Linked DNA regions of Homo sapiens: region 1 is linked to region 2. Evidence: read pairs that join two places in POLR2A ChIA-PET (ENCODE). Cell type or tissue: OCI-LY7. All regions are shown on one strand. Links, peaks and the distances in the headings refer to the core of each region. The heading gives the core; the rest is flanking DNA. Region 1 overlaps SLC5A9 (solute carrier family 5 member 9). Region 2 overlaps LINC02794 (long intergenic non-protein coding RNA 2794).

Region 1 (2,500 bases), core at 1-2,500, 150 kb before region 2:
CTCTGTCTCCTCCAGACCTTGATTTCCTCATCTGTGAAATGGATTCTCAATTGTGAAATGGATTCTCGATTCACCATGTAGCCTCCCAGGCATCTCTAAGGATCCTCCCAGCACTAATGCCAGAGACAGAGGTGGGTTAGACCCTCAGTATTCTGGAGAAACCAGGCCAGCTTCCTTACGTTCCACTCGAAGCCACCTACGGCAAGGCCTCCGGCAGCCCCTGTCCCAGCCAGGCCGATGAACAAGCCACTGCCCACATTGCTGGACATCAGAGATGCTCCAATCTGCAAGGCACAGTTGGGTCAAGGGTCAGGAGTCAGGAGTGATCTGAATGAATCTGGAGCGAGGACCATGAGTAGTGAGGAGCTGATATTTGTTGGGTACCCACTGTATGCCAGGCACTGCATTCATAAATACATTTAATTCCACAGATATCCGCAGGGAGGGGTATTAGTCATCCCAGGTTACAGAGGAAGGAACTAATGTAAGGAAAGATGAATTCATGGCTCCAGGTCACCCAGTGAGTAAATGGTGAAGTGGGAAAAAAGGGAAAGTGGGAAGGAAGCCTGGAAGTGGGGAGTGTGGACCTCCGCCCTGAGGCCATGGGTCTGAGGGCCTCCAAAGGAAGGAAGCTGAAGGGGATAGGGAAGCCCCACAGGAGGGAAGGAAAGGCCCTCCCACCACCCCAGGGATAGCCAGGCAGAGGGAGGAGCCGAGGGACTGAGCACAGGCCAGGTCGACCTCTGAGTTAGTTCTCCAGGGGCGCAGCCAAGCACTTGGAGGCAGTAGAGAGCAATGATGATGGTGAGCATGATCAGGGCAGTCAGGGCCTGTGCAGCATCTCCAGGAACCAGCTGGCCTTCTGAGTTTGGGGACTCATTTAATCCTCGCCACAACCCTCAGTGCTACTTTTATCCCCATCTTACCCATGAGTGAACTGAGGCACAGATAGGTAACTTGCCCAAGTCTCAGAACTAGTAAGTGACCAAATGAGAATTCAATCCCTGGCTGTCTGGCTCCAGTAACACTACACAAATGGTGCTTGCCACTTAATGAGCACTTGGTCAATATTCTCTCTTATTATTAGATGGGATCTCTGACTGGGAGGGGAGAAGGGGGAGAGGAAGGGGCTCTGGAGCCTGGGAGGAGGCTTAAGGAGACCTCGGGGAGAGGGCTGGGGGCAGCTAGGGGCAGAGCCGTGTTCCTTTTTGTATACTATGTCACCACAGTAAAATCACTTCCTCTATCAACGCCTCAGCTTCTTCACCTATACAATGTGGGACTCACTTCCGCCCAACTTCCTGTTCTTCCGGAGGTGCTGTGAGAGAGAAAGTGAGAGGAGAGGAAAAGCACTGAGAAATTCAGACAAAGGCAGTAAGCAGTGTAAAGGCACAGAATGAGGAACAGGCCTGACATTGCTGAGGCCCTGGTGCTAGCGCCTCTGACATGTGCACATGCACACTCACATGTACACTCACACACACACAGGCACAGTACACACACACTCTCACACATGCACACACAGATGCAATCACACACACAGGCACAGTACACACACACACACTCTGACACACATGCACTCACACCCACACAGGCACAGTACACACACACTCATGCAATTACACACACTCTGACACACACATGCACTCACGCCCACACAGGCACAGTACACACACTCTCTCACACATACACACACACACACTCTGACACACATGCACTCACGCCCACACAGGCACAGTACACACACACTCTCACACATGCAATCACACACAGGCACAGTACACACACACTCTGACACACACATGCACTCACGCCCACACAGGCACAGTACACACACACTCTCACACATACACACACACACTCTGACACACATGCACTCACACACAGGCACAGTACACACACACTCACACATGCACACACACATGCACTCACACACAGGCACAGTACACACACACACGCACACACACTCTGACACACACACTCATGCACTTGCACCGTCGCACACATACACTCACACACATGCACATGTCCTCATATGCCCTCACACGCACAGGTATGCACACACGTGCACATACATTCGCAAAGCACACACACACAAGCACACTCATGCACACACACAGTGCCCACATTCACACATGCATACATACTCACACATGGAAACAAATTCACACAGGCACTCACACACACACTCACTCTTCCTCTCTCAGGCGGTCCCAGGGTGCTGGTAGGGCTGGGCTGAACCACCCAGTCAGAGCAAAGAACACCAAGGCCTCCTACTTCAGGGGAAGAAGCCTCCCCCAGGCAGTTCTTGGAGCAGTGAGGCACCTCCACCCCAACCCAGCCCAGGGTTTTTAACCTCACTTCTCCTGCTCCTAACCCAGGAGACATCAACAAGATCAGCAGGGGAGGCATGGGGAGGAGGACCATGCAGACCTCTCTGGAAGAGGACGGGCGACTGCACCTTCTGCTCTCAGCCTCCCAAGCCCCACACTGTTCATGG
Region 2 (11,666 bases), core at 4,898-7,397:
AAGTGTTGGCGAGGATCTCAACTTGATACTCTTCTAATGGGAATGTAAAATGATGGAACCACTTCAGAAAAAATAGTTTGGCGGTCTCAAAATCTACAGCTACCATATGATCTAACCATTCCAACTAAAAATACATGAGCACATATGTTCATACAAGACTTGTACATGAATGCGGATAACAGCTTTATTTGTAATAGCCCCAAACTGAAAACAACTCAAAGGTCCATCAACAGGTGAGTGGATAAATACATGAGTGTATTTACATACCATGGAATGCTACTCTGCAGTAAAAAGGAATGAAGAAACCATACAGCAGCAATATGAGTAAATCTCAAATTATTGATACTAAGTGAGAGAAGTCAGGCAGAAAAGAGTGTGTACTGTATGATTCTATTTATATGAAACTCCAGAAAATGCAAACTAATCTATAACAACAGAAAACAGATCAATGGTTGCCTGGGAAGGGTGGGTGGGGGATGAGATGAGGGAGTAATCACAAAGGGGCAAACTTTTACCAAATAAAAGTGAGGATGATGGGTCTATTCACTATCTTCATTGTGGTGAGGGCTTTAGATGTGTATATACATGTCAATACTTGTAAAACTGCACACTTTGAATATGTGTAATATGTCTATTATACCTCAATAAGGTTGTTTTTTAAAAAAGAAGCAACAGCAAATCTCAATCTCTGGTTCATGTGTACCCTCAAATTCCAGTGAATTTTGGAGAGGCTAAGCTCTTCTTAGAACTTTCCCTCTAAGTTCCACTGTGCCCTAATAGGGATGGGCCTGCAAATTCTGAACATCAGCAAACTTCTAACCAGGAAATGAACCTCTCCCTGTCCCCACTTCCTGTAGGTGCTCCCAATCTCTACAGAGCTCTCTCTTGGAACCACCTCCCCGACTTAGATTAAGTTAGGAGAGAAGTAGGGGGATGGGCATGAGAAGGGAGTATCCCCTCTACAAACATTGCGCTTTCTGAAATGACTATAACAAATTTCTGTCCCTCTCCTGACCTATCTTCTTGTGCAGACTGGTGGGGGGCAGTGAGTGGGTGGTTCTTCAAAGCTTCGGTGAAGATTAGGCATACCTGGGATGTTTATTTGCCTCCAAAGGTGATTTCTGACCCTGATTGTTAGCAGCTGCAGGGCAACCTCCTGCTCAGATAGAAAACTCAGGAGAACAACCTCCTGCTCAGATAGAAAACTCAGGAGAACAACCACCTGCTCAGATAGAAAACTCAGGAGAAAGGGAGTCTTGCTGACTGGCTCAGGCTTTGCGAGAGGAGGAGGCTTTCTAAGTGGGAAGTGGGTAGGGGCAGCCATGGGTCCAGAAAGCTTCAAGCTGCCTATCAAGCTAAGACAGTAAATCTTTAATGACTTCTCTTTGGGGAGAATTAAGAGTTGGGGCAGCCAGATAGGGAAGGCAGCAGTGTTTCGTCTCAGGCTTTCTTCCACCACACTCTTTTTCCCTTTTTTGCTCCTCCTTTCAGCACTCAGTGTTGCTGATGAAGGAAACATAGAAAACTCTTTTATGTCTCATATTTTTCTACTATGAATGTAATTTGTAACATACAATTGTTTACTCTTGACCAAAAGTAATTAAATATTTAAATCATGCACACATCATGTCAATTAGAGTAGGTTTTAATGATGCCTGCCGTATTCTGGAGGTTCTGAGAGAGATGGGAGAAAAACTATCCTTGTAAGGGTCTCATAGGAAACTCTAGAACACGCTTGTACAACCTAAGGCCCATGGGCTGCATGCAGCCCGGAATGGCTTTGAATGCAGCCCGACACAAATTTGTCAACTTTCTTAAAACACTATGAGATTTTTTTTGAGTTTTTCTTTTTTAGCTCATCGGCTACCATGAGTATTTTATATGTATTTTATATTTGGCCCAAGACAATTATTCATTTTCTGATGTGGCCGAGGGAAGTGAAAAGATTTGACAGTTCAGAGAGAAGGTTCTCTCTCTGAACTGTTATCTAGAGTTTATCCTTTACTCTTCATTCCCATAAACTGACCTCTCACTTCTAACCTGGCATGAAATTCTCTGCCTCGTCTTTGAGGCTCTTGAGCAAGCCTTGCAAGGATGTCCGAGACGCTGACACCCAGCCCAGTTGTGGTTAATGTGAAACTTTACAAGCAGATCTGCCAGTGAGCATTCTCCTGGCCTTCCAACCTTGCCCAAATGGGCTACATCAATCATTGCTCTGACTGCCTTCTGAGGAAGTCAGGATAAGGGTCTAGTTATTTATGACAACCTCCTGAAGGTTTCTCTCTGCAAACTGGTTCCCTAGGAGAGGAGGTGGTCATTAAACCACCCACCTCCACTGTGCCCTTCCCTTACAAACAAGATCTTATTCTTTAAGTGCGTACTGATGCCAAGAAAGAGATTAGTTTGGTGGGGGAGAGGGAAATTCAAGCAACAGAGAAACTTACAGTGGATCTTAGAGCTACAGAAAAATCACCTTGCCCACTCTCTAACAAGAGCCCTAAGATCCAGGGAAGGAATGTGTCCTAGCCTACATATGCCATTCAGAGGCAGGACTGGAACTAGAAGTCAAGTGCCCCTCTACCCCTCAGTCAAGGATTCTTTTCTGTAGCCATTTTTATTTTCAGAGAAAATTTCTGAGTAACTGCAAGATGTCTCAGAATCCTGCAAACATATTCATTTTTCTTTCTTTGAGAACTGAGTTTCATGATCAGGATGAAACTTCCTTTTCTGGAATGGGGTACCTCAGAGTCTTATTTTGGTTGGAAGAAGGAGGGATCACCTTTAAGAATGCAGATAGAGCAACAGAGCAGGAGAAACCCTCCCAACAATCCCTGGGAGGTCATTTGTATTAACTCTGTGTTGTAGATTAGCAAAGGGAAGACCAAAGAGTTAAAGCAGTTTGCCCTACTCAGTATTTTAATCCATGGGTGATTAAATTTGAATGATTTAAGAAATAAAAGAGAATAGAGATGGAGGCCAAAACAGCACCTTTACAGGTTATAGTTGGAGACAAATGGGTCTTATGGCAGAGAGTGGTTAGACGCTCAGCAAACCTGCTTCCTCTTCTTGCTGGCCATCATTAGACCACAGTTCCCAGCCTTGTTCCTTGTATGTGGTCATGTGACTTAGTTCTGGCCAGTAGAATGTGGGCAAAAGTGTTACACATCACTTACCAGTAAGATCCATAAAATTCTCTGACATATAATTCTCCATTCGCCCTCTTTTTCTTCATCTGCTGGTTGAATGATCCAAGAAGGCCCTAGAACAAGATTTTTCAACTTCAGCACTACTGGCATTTAGGCCAGATAATTCTTTATTAGAGATTGTCCTGTATACTGTAGGATATTTAGCAGCATCTCTGGTGTCTACCTACTAGATGCCAGTAGCATTCCCCACTCTCCAGTTGTGACAACCAAAATGTTTCTAGACGTTTCCAAATGCCCCATCTGTGGCAAGATCATCCCTGGTTGAGAACCACTGTTCTAGAAGATGCCAGAGCCACACAATGGAGGGAACTTGGGTCCTGAATGACTGCATGAAGCAGAGCACCCTTTTCACATCTTCCAGTGACATGAGCAAGAAATTAACTTTTAGGCTGGGCATGGTGGTTCATGCCTGTAATCCCAGCATTTTGAGAGGCCAAAATGGGCAGATAGATCACTTGAGCCCAGAAGTTTGAAACCAGCGTGGGCAACATGGTAAAACTCCATCTCTACAAAAAAATACAAAAAATTAACCTGGTGTGGTGGCATGTGCCTATGCTTCCAGCTACTTGGGACGCTGAGGTGGGAGGATCACATGAACCCAAGAGCTCTAGGGTGCAGTAAGCTTGATTCTGCTACTACACTCCAGCCTGGTGACAGGGTAAACACTGTCTCAAAAAAAAAAAAAAAAAAAAGAAAAGAAAAGAAAAAAAAAGAAATTAACTTTTACCGCAGTTTGGGAGATGTTGGTTCAAAAGGTATCCTGAATGACATAGTACAGCTAAATCATCCCCCTAAGTAGGCAGACTTTCCCAACCAAGCACAGCAGCACTATATGAGGCCATCCTTGGCTATCAGGACAAGACCCAAGAGCAAGAGCAGAAAGTGTGCTTCTTGTAGACAGACAGCCCTCAAGATAAAGAAAGTAGCAGAACTGTGCTTTACATGCCCTAAAGTTCTTCCCAAATTCACCAATCAGATGTCACTTCTCATCTACAGGGGCAGAGAAATCTGAAATGTGCATAGTGAAAAAGCCTTCTTCTCAGAAACTCCCTCTTCATGAAACCAGGAGGCTCTGTTCCAGGGGACCCTAGAGCCTGCTGTCTTTCCCCTACACCAGAAGATCTGACTCAGTACAGAAAATGACCTGTATTCTGCTCAGTATGAAATATGGCCTGTGTTCTCATTTTCTCATTAAATGCTTTATCTTATTTTGTTATCGAAGTCAAGGCTCAGTCTTCAGCCAAGGCCGAGGGTCCGTCTGTGACTAGACTGAAGCCTCACTTTGGGACTAGCCAGTTCAGCCCATCAAGGACAGGAGTTGGTCTGTGACAGGAAAACAGAACTGGGCTGGAGAAGGGTAAAATTCACAGCCTCATCCTGAATTAACTCATGAATTTTGCCCAGCGCTCCCATCACACAATCCATTTCCTTTCTTCATTGTCCTTTATTTTTCTAAACAGGCCAGTGATACACTAACTGCTTCCCATAAAGCTGTCAAGAGAATGCAATGAGTGATCTCAGTCCAGGAGGAGCAGACCAGTGAAAAGGAAATAACTGGCTGGAAGCCAAGCAACACGGACCCACATCCAGATCTGATCTGTCACTAACTGATTATTCCAAACTGGACATACTACTTTCCTTCTCTGGACCTCCGTTCCCTCTGCATAAGGTAGGAATATTAAGTGGGGCATCTCTTTTAATTTTATTTTAATTGCACTAAGAAGTATTAAATCAAGATCCTGTCTTACATCTATCATTAATGGTAACCACGTGCTGCTGCTTTTCCCTCCCTCATTGCTCCTCAGGTCCAGCTCAACTTTGGATGTTGTGAAACTCATAAAGCTGCAATAGCCCACAGTAGGTCTTCTTTATCCCAGACTGTCTCCAAACCCCAGCCTATTTCACTGGGAAAAAGACTAGATACATTACTAGGACCCTTAAGTTATATTATCCTAGAATTCTAGGATTCTAAGATTCTAATCTACATCTTTACTAGTCTAGATTCTAGTCTAAATATCTGGTAGCCTAAAAGGCTTTGAGTCTGAATTCTTTTTTTTTTTTTTTTTTTTTTTTTTTTTTTTTTTTTTTTTGAGACAAGGTCTTGCTCTGTTGCCCAGGCTGGAGTGCAGTGACATGATCATAGCTCACTCCAGCCTCAAACTCCTAGGCTTAAGTGATCCTCCCACCTCAGCCACCAAGTAGCTGCAACTAGAAGCTTGTGCCACCATGCCCGTCTATTTTTTTAGACGGCTAGCACAGGCTGGCCTCAAACTCCTGGGCTCAAGCAATCCACCTCCCTCAGCCTCCCAAAGTGCTGGGATTACAGGCATGAGTCCATTCATGGCTCTTTGAGTCTTAATTCTAAAGCCCTAAAAGTCCAGACTTCTAACTAACTTGAGTTAAATGAGGTTACATAATAGTAATAGCTCAAATTTTCACTGGCTCCTGCCCCCAGGGTTCCCAAATTCCTCATAGGTATCTTTCACGTCCTTATGAACACATTTGGTCAGTGAGAATGCAGCACCTTCTGTTCCTCTCTGCAGCTTCCACCTTTCCCCACTCTTCAGCCAGGTCTACCTGCCTATTGCCAATCATTACCTGGCCATTTCCCACCCCTACCTCCACCACACACACACCAGTTAGCTACATCTGTTTAGCCTCATCTAAACCTAATGGAGGACAGAGGCCTAGACTCAAACTAAGCTCCTCACTTCTGAAATTCTTATCATTTGATATTTCAGTGCCCCCTATTTCTGTTTCAGATAGTTTAGAATTCCAAGTTTCTCACAATTTATAATCTGACTATCCTTGGACATTAATAATCTCAGCTTGAAAGATGTTTAGATTCTAAAACACCAGGCTTCTAATTCAGTGGGAGATGCCAGAGTATCTCCTACTCCCTCTCAGAGGCTCTGGAATCAAGGAAGTCAGAGAGGCCTTAGCCAGCTCTGAGAGAGCCTATGAGAGGGAGTAATAGGTCTAAGGTGGGAACAACACCACATGGAAAGAGTGCTGTGGACTCAGGGTGGAAGGAAGAGCAATCAAGCTTCTCTGTAGAATGCCCAGAGTGGTCACACCCCAGCAGGCTTCCCAGGCCCTTGGCAAGCAGTGAGCACCAACTTAACAACCTCCAATCAAGTGTGTTATTTATTTTACAAGTGACTATAAATATCAAAATAAAACTGAGAGTTTATGTACATGAGCTGGCCCCAGAGCTATTAAACTGCTAGTGGCTGTACATTTAGGAAGTTCTCCTCCCAGGGCTAAGGGTGGGACTGCCTGGCCTTTTGCAAACTTGGTCCTAGCAAGTCCTAGCAACTCTGAACCTGGTCTCCCACGGTTCAGAGTTTCGGAGGTCTGATTCTTCCCAGCTTGGCTGCAGACCCCTCTAGCTCTGGTGAGTGGTGGATACATGGAGTAGGTTTCAGAACAGTGGAAGTGATTTAGGCGTGTGTTGGGAAACTGGGGCCTCGTTCAAATGTCTGATTTCATAAGAAGCCCAGAAGGCTGGCAGAAATTCTTGGCCCAACGTATCCCAGAGCCAGGAGCATCATCTGCAGCCAGAAGCAAGGAAGTCTCAGCTTGGAGGAAATTGAGGGCAGAAAGAGAATTTTCTCTGTCGTAGCAGGGCTGGGCCTTCAACAGAAATGGCTCCAATATACTCCCTGTTGCTATGGAGAAGTTTTGACACATACCTCTATCAGCCAATCAGCTCCTCTGTGTGTCAGTCAATATGGGGGTCAGCCAGGTCTGTCATTCATGATCATTATCAATAAAGCATTATCACGGAGACAAAGCCAGCCCTTAGCCTGGTCTTCAAATCTTTTACATCTTGACCTCAAGCCCTTTCCAGTCTCACGTTCTGCCCCTCTCCATTGTAAACCCCACTTGTTCCCCCCAAATCCTGCTTTGCACCAGCATGTCTCAGCCTGCACTCTCTGTTCCCTCCCTCTTCTGGTGGTCATTTACTCAACTCAGAGGCAGATGAAATATTTCCTCCTCTTCTGTGAATCCTATTCTAACTCCCCAGGTGCTGGGGTCATGCTTCTCTTTAGTACTTAAAGAACTACTTTGTAATGTTCCATTTAAATGTCAGCCTCCCTATTAGACTGCACCATTTCTCATATCTGCATTCCCAGCCCCTAGCACAGGGCCTGGAACGGTATTTTATTTGGATATTTGCAGACATGGAGGAGTAGGAAGTGTGGTTAAAGCACATCAGAATAAAATGGAAGAATCTGTTTCGATTCAGTGAAAACAAGGTGACCTCTGAAAGGATAGCAGGAGAAAGGCCAGAGTGAGACATGAGGACAGCTTGTGCTGGGCTTTAACCCGAGAGAGATGTCTGGCCTTTGTGCTGCTGCTCCTCTCTTTACCAATGGGATGATCACAGGCAGATTACTTAACCTCATCTGTAAAACGATGGTGGCTATGAGGATTAACTGAGTTAATGCATGTAAAATACTAGGACAGTGCCTGGCACATAATAAGCATTAGAAAGATATGAACTTTTATAGTAGTAATTGAACTGCTGGAAAGGGTAGTGTTGGTAGTAGTGACACCATTGTGTAGGTTATGAGGAAAACAAAGCCTTGCTAGCCAGGCTGAAATAGGCAATAGAGGTTGGCTTCTAGTGGAAATTGAGGCTTCCCCATTTTTACCAAGGTTACTCATGCTGTGACCCACATGGATAAAGGTCAAGGGCACTGCTGAGCCCACGATGAGGGGAGAGTTCTCAGTGTTCTGAAGTAACACTCAGGCTGTCTGTCATGTAACATAGTATGTTTTGGATTTAATTCCTCTTAGGTCCCAGTCCTGAGTCTCTCTGTCTTTCTCTATATCTGTGTCTGTCTGTCTGTCTTTCTGACTATCTGTCTCTCTCTCAACTTGAGTGGAAATGCTTTCTTTCCCTTCGCTTTCCTTTTCTTAGGTTTTTCTGTTTCATAATTCTCTACCCTTCTCTTCTACCTTAAAGACATGACTGACAGCATAATGTAGTATAAAGAACATCAGATGGGGAGTCAGAAGAGCTGGGTTCCAGCCCTAACATCTGGTGGAATCCTGGCCAAGTGTCTTCCCTCTCTGAACCTAAGCGTCTTCCTGTCAACAAAGAAGACCTCAAGTTGCATGTTGTTCAAAAGCCCTTTCTGATTCCGAATGTCTGTATGTCTCTGTAGCAATGTTCTCATATTGAAATTTCTCTGTGCCTATGGAAATCATATGGAGAATTTGGTTTCATTCATTATTCAGCCAACGTTGATTGAGCACAGATAATATGTCAGGCATTCTACTGGGTGATGGGGATCCTGGGGTGAACAAGCCAGACAAAGTCCCTGCCTAGAAGGAGCTTACATTCAAGAGTCTTGAGGAACACTAGATGATAAATGCATTACTTCACAATCACAGCTGAAGATAAGAGGAATTGATGTGTACTGCACACCTCCCATGGCAGGTGGTATGCTAGACACAGTGGCCTGGGTCATCCCAGTTGATCCTCACAATCACCTTAAGAGTTATTGTCATGCCCATTAAAGACTAAAATGAGGCTAAGAGACATTCGGTAGCTTAGTCAATGTCACCCAGCTAGGTGTGATGGAGATGAGTCCAATAGCACACCTGGTGTCCTTTTCTCATGAGCACACTCTCTGTTCTCTCTGGATTCTGCATTCTGAGGTCTGGGCACACCAGGAGAGCAAATCTCAGAGCCCCACTTCTCAGGAAATACCCCAAGGCACTTTCTCTGGCCCTTGCTGGAACATCTACGCTTCAGACCACCATAGCTCACTCCCTCTGTCCCAACGTCTCAGCAGGGAGAGCTGTGAGATTTGTAGTTGGATTCTGCCCTCCTGGCCCATATCCCTATAAAATAGCAAGCAGAGAAAAGAGGGCGGAACACAATTTAAAAAAATAAACACTGACGCAGATAAGAAATGACTGGGGAGTCTTGGGGATTTATGCCTCATGAAGTGAGATGGCAAAGGAGGCCAGACAGGGAGCAGACAGCCCTGACGCCTCTGCCTCATGGATAATTTATCCCAGAAAGTAGAAGCCTCTGTTTGCAACTCACACAGGCCAGAGTGGTTTTCTGGGTCTTCCTAGCCCACTGTCTGAGGAGACCCAGGCTGAGTCAGAAGTTTTGTTTTCCCAGACTAAACCCACATGTGTGATACTTTTTTATGTCTTTCTACTTCGATGATTTGTTGGAGGTTCATCTTACACTCCCAGTGAGGCTGACAGGACGGAGACCCTTATCCCTGTTGGTCAGGTGAGAAAGTTGAAGCTAACAGACCCTTACCCAGGCATGCCCAGGGAATTGGGAGTATGAGCCATGGTTGGTTGACATTACAGCTCCCATAGGTACGCATTTCCCTCCTTCTCATTCTCCTTCCCCAACTCTAACCCACCCTTAAATTAACTCTGTTTAGCTAATGAATTAATTCAACTACCCTTTATGGAGTAATAATATGTACTAAGACTGCTGCAGACACAGAGATGAACAAGATAAAGGCAGATGTTACAAACAAATGAACACTTTTTAAATACATGTTGTTGGTGATTATAAAGATTATGTTAATTGAGGGTCTCTCTCCAACATAATAATCAGCAGAACTGAAAAGCAGAAGAAATTAACTAAAAACCGTAGGGATAAAATGAAAGAGGTAATCAATGCTTGGGTCAAGCACAAGAAAGACTTTATTTGCTGGGTTCTTCAAAAGCAATTCAATGGGCATTGGGAAGGTTCTTGTCCTGGATGATGTCCCAGCAAATGAGTTCATGGATAGGAACATGCTTCAAGATTAATAAGGAGCTGACAGTCACACTCGATTGTGATGTGGATGCTTAACTTGGCTGTGTGGCAGGCCCTCAAGCATTTTTATATCCACCAGCTGCTATAGAGGTAAAGCTCAATCTTCATGTAGGATGAAAAGAATTCAGGTTTTGATCTGATTAACTTGGTTTTTAATCCCCACTAGCTGTATGCTTAGAGCTAGTTGCTTAGCCTCTCCCAATCTGTTTTCTCAACCATGAAATACAGGTAGCAATATCTACCTCAGAGTTTTGCCTTGGAAAAAAAACATAAACTACATTAGTCCACATTTCATGGGAGGCCCCAAGATAATGGACACCACCTCTGCAAGTACAGTGTAGGACCAACCTGTAAGAACTGCAAAAGATTGTATTAAAAACTACTTTTGAGGTTCCTTGCTGATCCTTACTCAACTCTGGCATATAAAAGAGGTGGGAGAGGCCAAGAACAAAGTGGGGGATTAGATAGGGTTTTTCTGGAAAGAGCTGTAAGTACATCGTGTGTCTTTGTCCACTCCCTCCATTAACTCAAGCCCGGGGAAAGTGACTTTAATGGGATAGTTGGAGAACATGATGTTTTCCCTATATTTGGGGGATACTGTAAACTAGAATCTGATTCCCACTGCTAAATGTAAAAGGTTAGATGCCGGCTGACCAGCTGCCCAACAGAAGAATAAAGGGAGGTTGCTGCACTGGGGACAATGTAAATTCTCAGTTTATCAAGGTAGAGAATGCAGATGTGTTTTCTTGAACTAGATCTGGAACACACGACAGAGAGATGGTCTAAGTCTTCCTAAACCCTGTCAGAGGACCATCTAGTGGGATGAAGGACCTCAGCATAAAGAGGCAGGTGGTGCTGGAAGATGCCTAGGGGCTGGGGAAGGAATCTGAAGGAGCCAGCTAGAATCAAAATGCATTTACCCACATCAGGGATCACCTGCATGAGTTGGGGGTGGGGATTTTCCAAAGAACCCACAAATATACCAAATGAAAGAAGAAGTAAGGTTAATGCCTGCCAAGCTCAGAGAGACCCTGTATCTTCAATTCTATACTTGTCCAGTAAAAATTCTCCTGTTCCTCTTCCTTCTTTTTCTCTTCCCATTCCTGACAATAGAGATATATATATATATATATATATATATAAATCCACAATGGTTAGCAAGACATAGACAGAGAAGTAGAAAGAAGAAACAGCCCCTTTCTCACTGCAGGAGATTGAGCCTCTTTCTCACTGCAGGCCAGCAGCAGTTCCAGGTCCAAGCAAGTAGTGAGGGGAAAAAAAATCTTGCTTTTAAAGGAAGTTTGAAGTTTATTACTGCTATTATTGTTAATAGGTTAACAGTAGTGCTATGGTTTAAATGTGTTCCCTGAAAAGCATGTGTTGGAAACTTAATCCCCAATGCAACAGTGTTGGGAGGTGGGGCTTAATGAGAGGTAATTAGGCCATGAGGGCTCCACCCTCATGAATGGATTAATGCCAATTATAAAAGGGCGTGAGGCTGGGAGTTCAATCTCTTGCCCTCTCTTTGCCTTTCCACCATGGGACGATGCAGCAGGAGGGCCCTCGCCAGATGCCAGCTCCTTGATCTTGGACTTCCTATCCTCCAGAACCATAAGAAATAAATTTCTCTTCCTTCTAAATTACCCGGTCTC

Evidence for each region. Peaks named below come from ENCODE experiments on the same cell type or tissue, not always from the same donor. Only the 100,000 strongest peaks of a DNase experiment are listed, where the experiment ranks them.
Region 1: POLR2A ChIA-PET joins it to region 2 with 24 read pairs; 2 of 35 experiments call an interaction of 5 or more read pairs at or near these places.

Annotation. Positions count from the first base shown.
Region 1 is chr1:48,226,634-48,229,133 of GRCh38, reverse strand. It overlaps SLC5A9 (solute carrier family 5 member 9), which reads right to left. Exons shown (of 14, transcript NM_001011547.3): 3 at 180-284. Among named protein-coding and RNA genes, the nearest start is that of SLC5A9, 5.2 kb to the right of the region's middle. In OCI-LY7, for the core only: no CTCF peak of the experiment used is centred there; a DNase peak (open chromatin) is centred at 1,283; H3K4me3 peaks cover 378 bases; H3K27ac peaks cover 467 bases.
Region 2 is chr1:48,075,540-48,087,205 of GRCh38, reverse strand. LINC02794 (long intergenic non-protein coding RNA 2794) reads right to left here. Exons shown (of 15, transcript XR_007066073.1): 5 at 3,174-3,259. Among named protein-coding and RNA genes, the nearest start is that of LINC02794, 32 kb to the right of the region's middle. In OCI-LY7, for the core only: no CTCF peak of the experiment used is centred there; no DNase peak of the experiment used is centred there.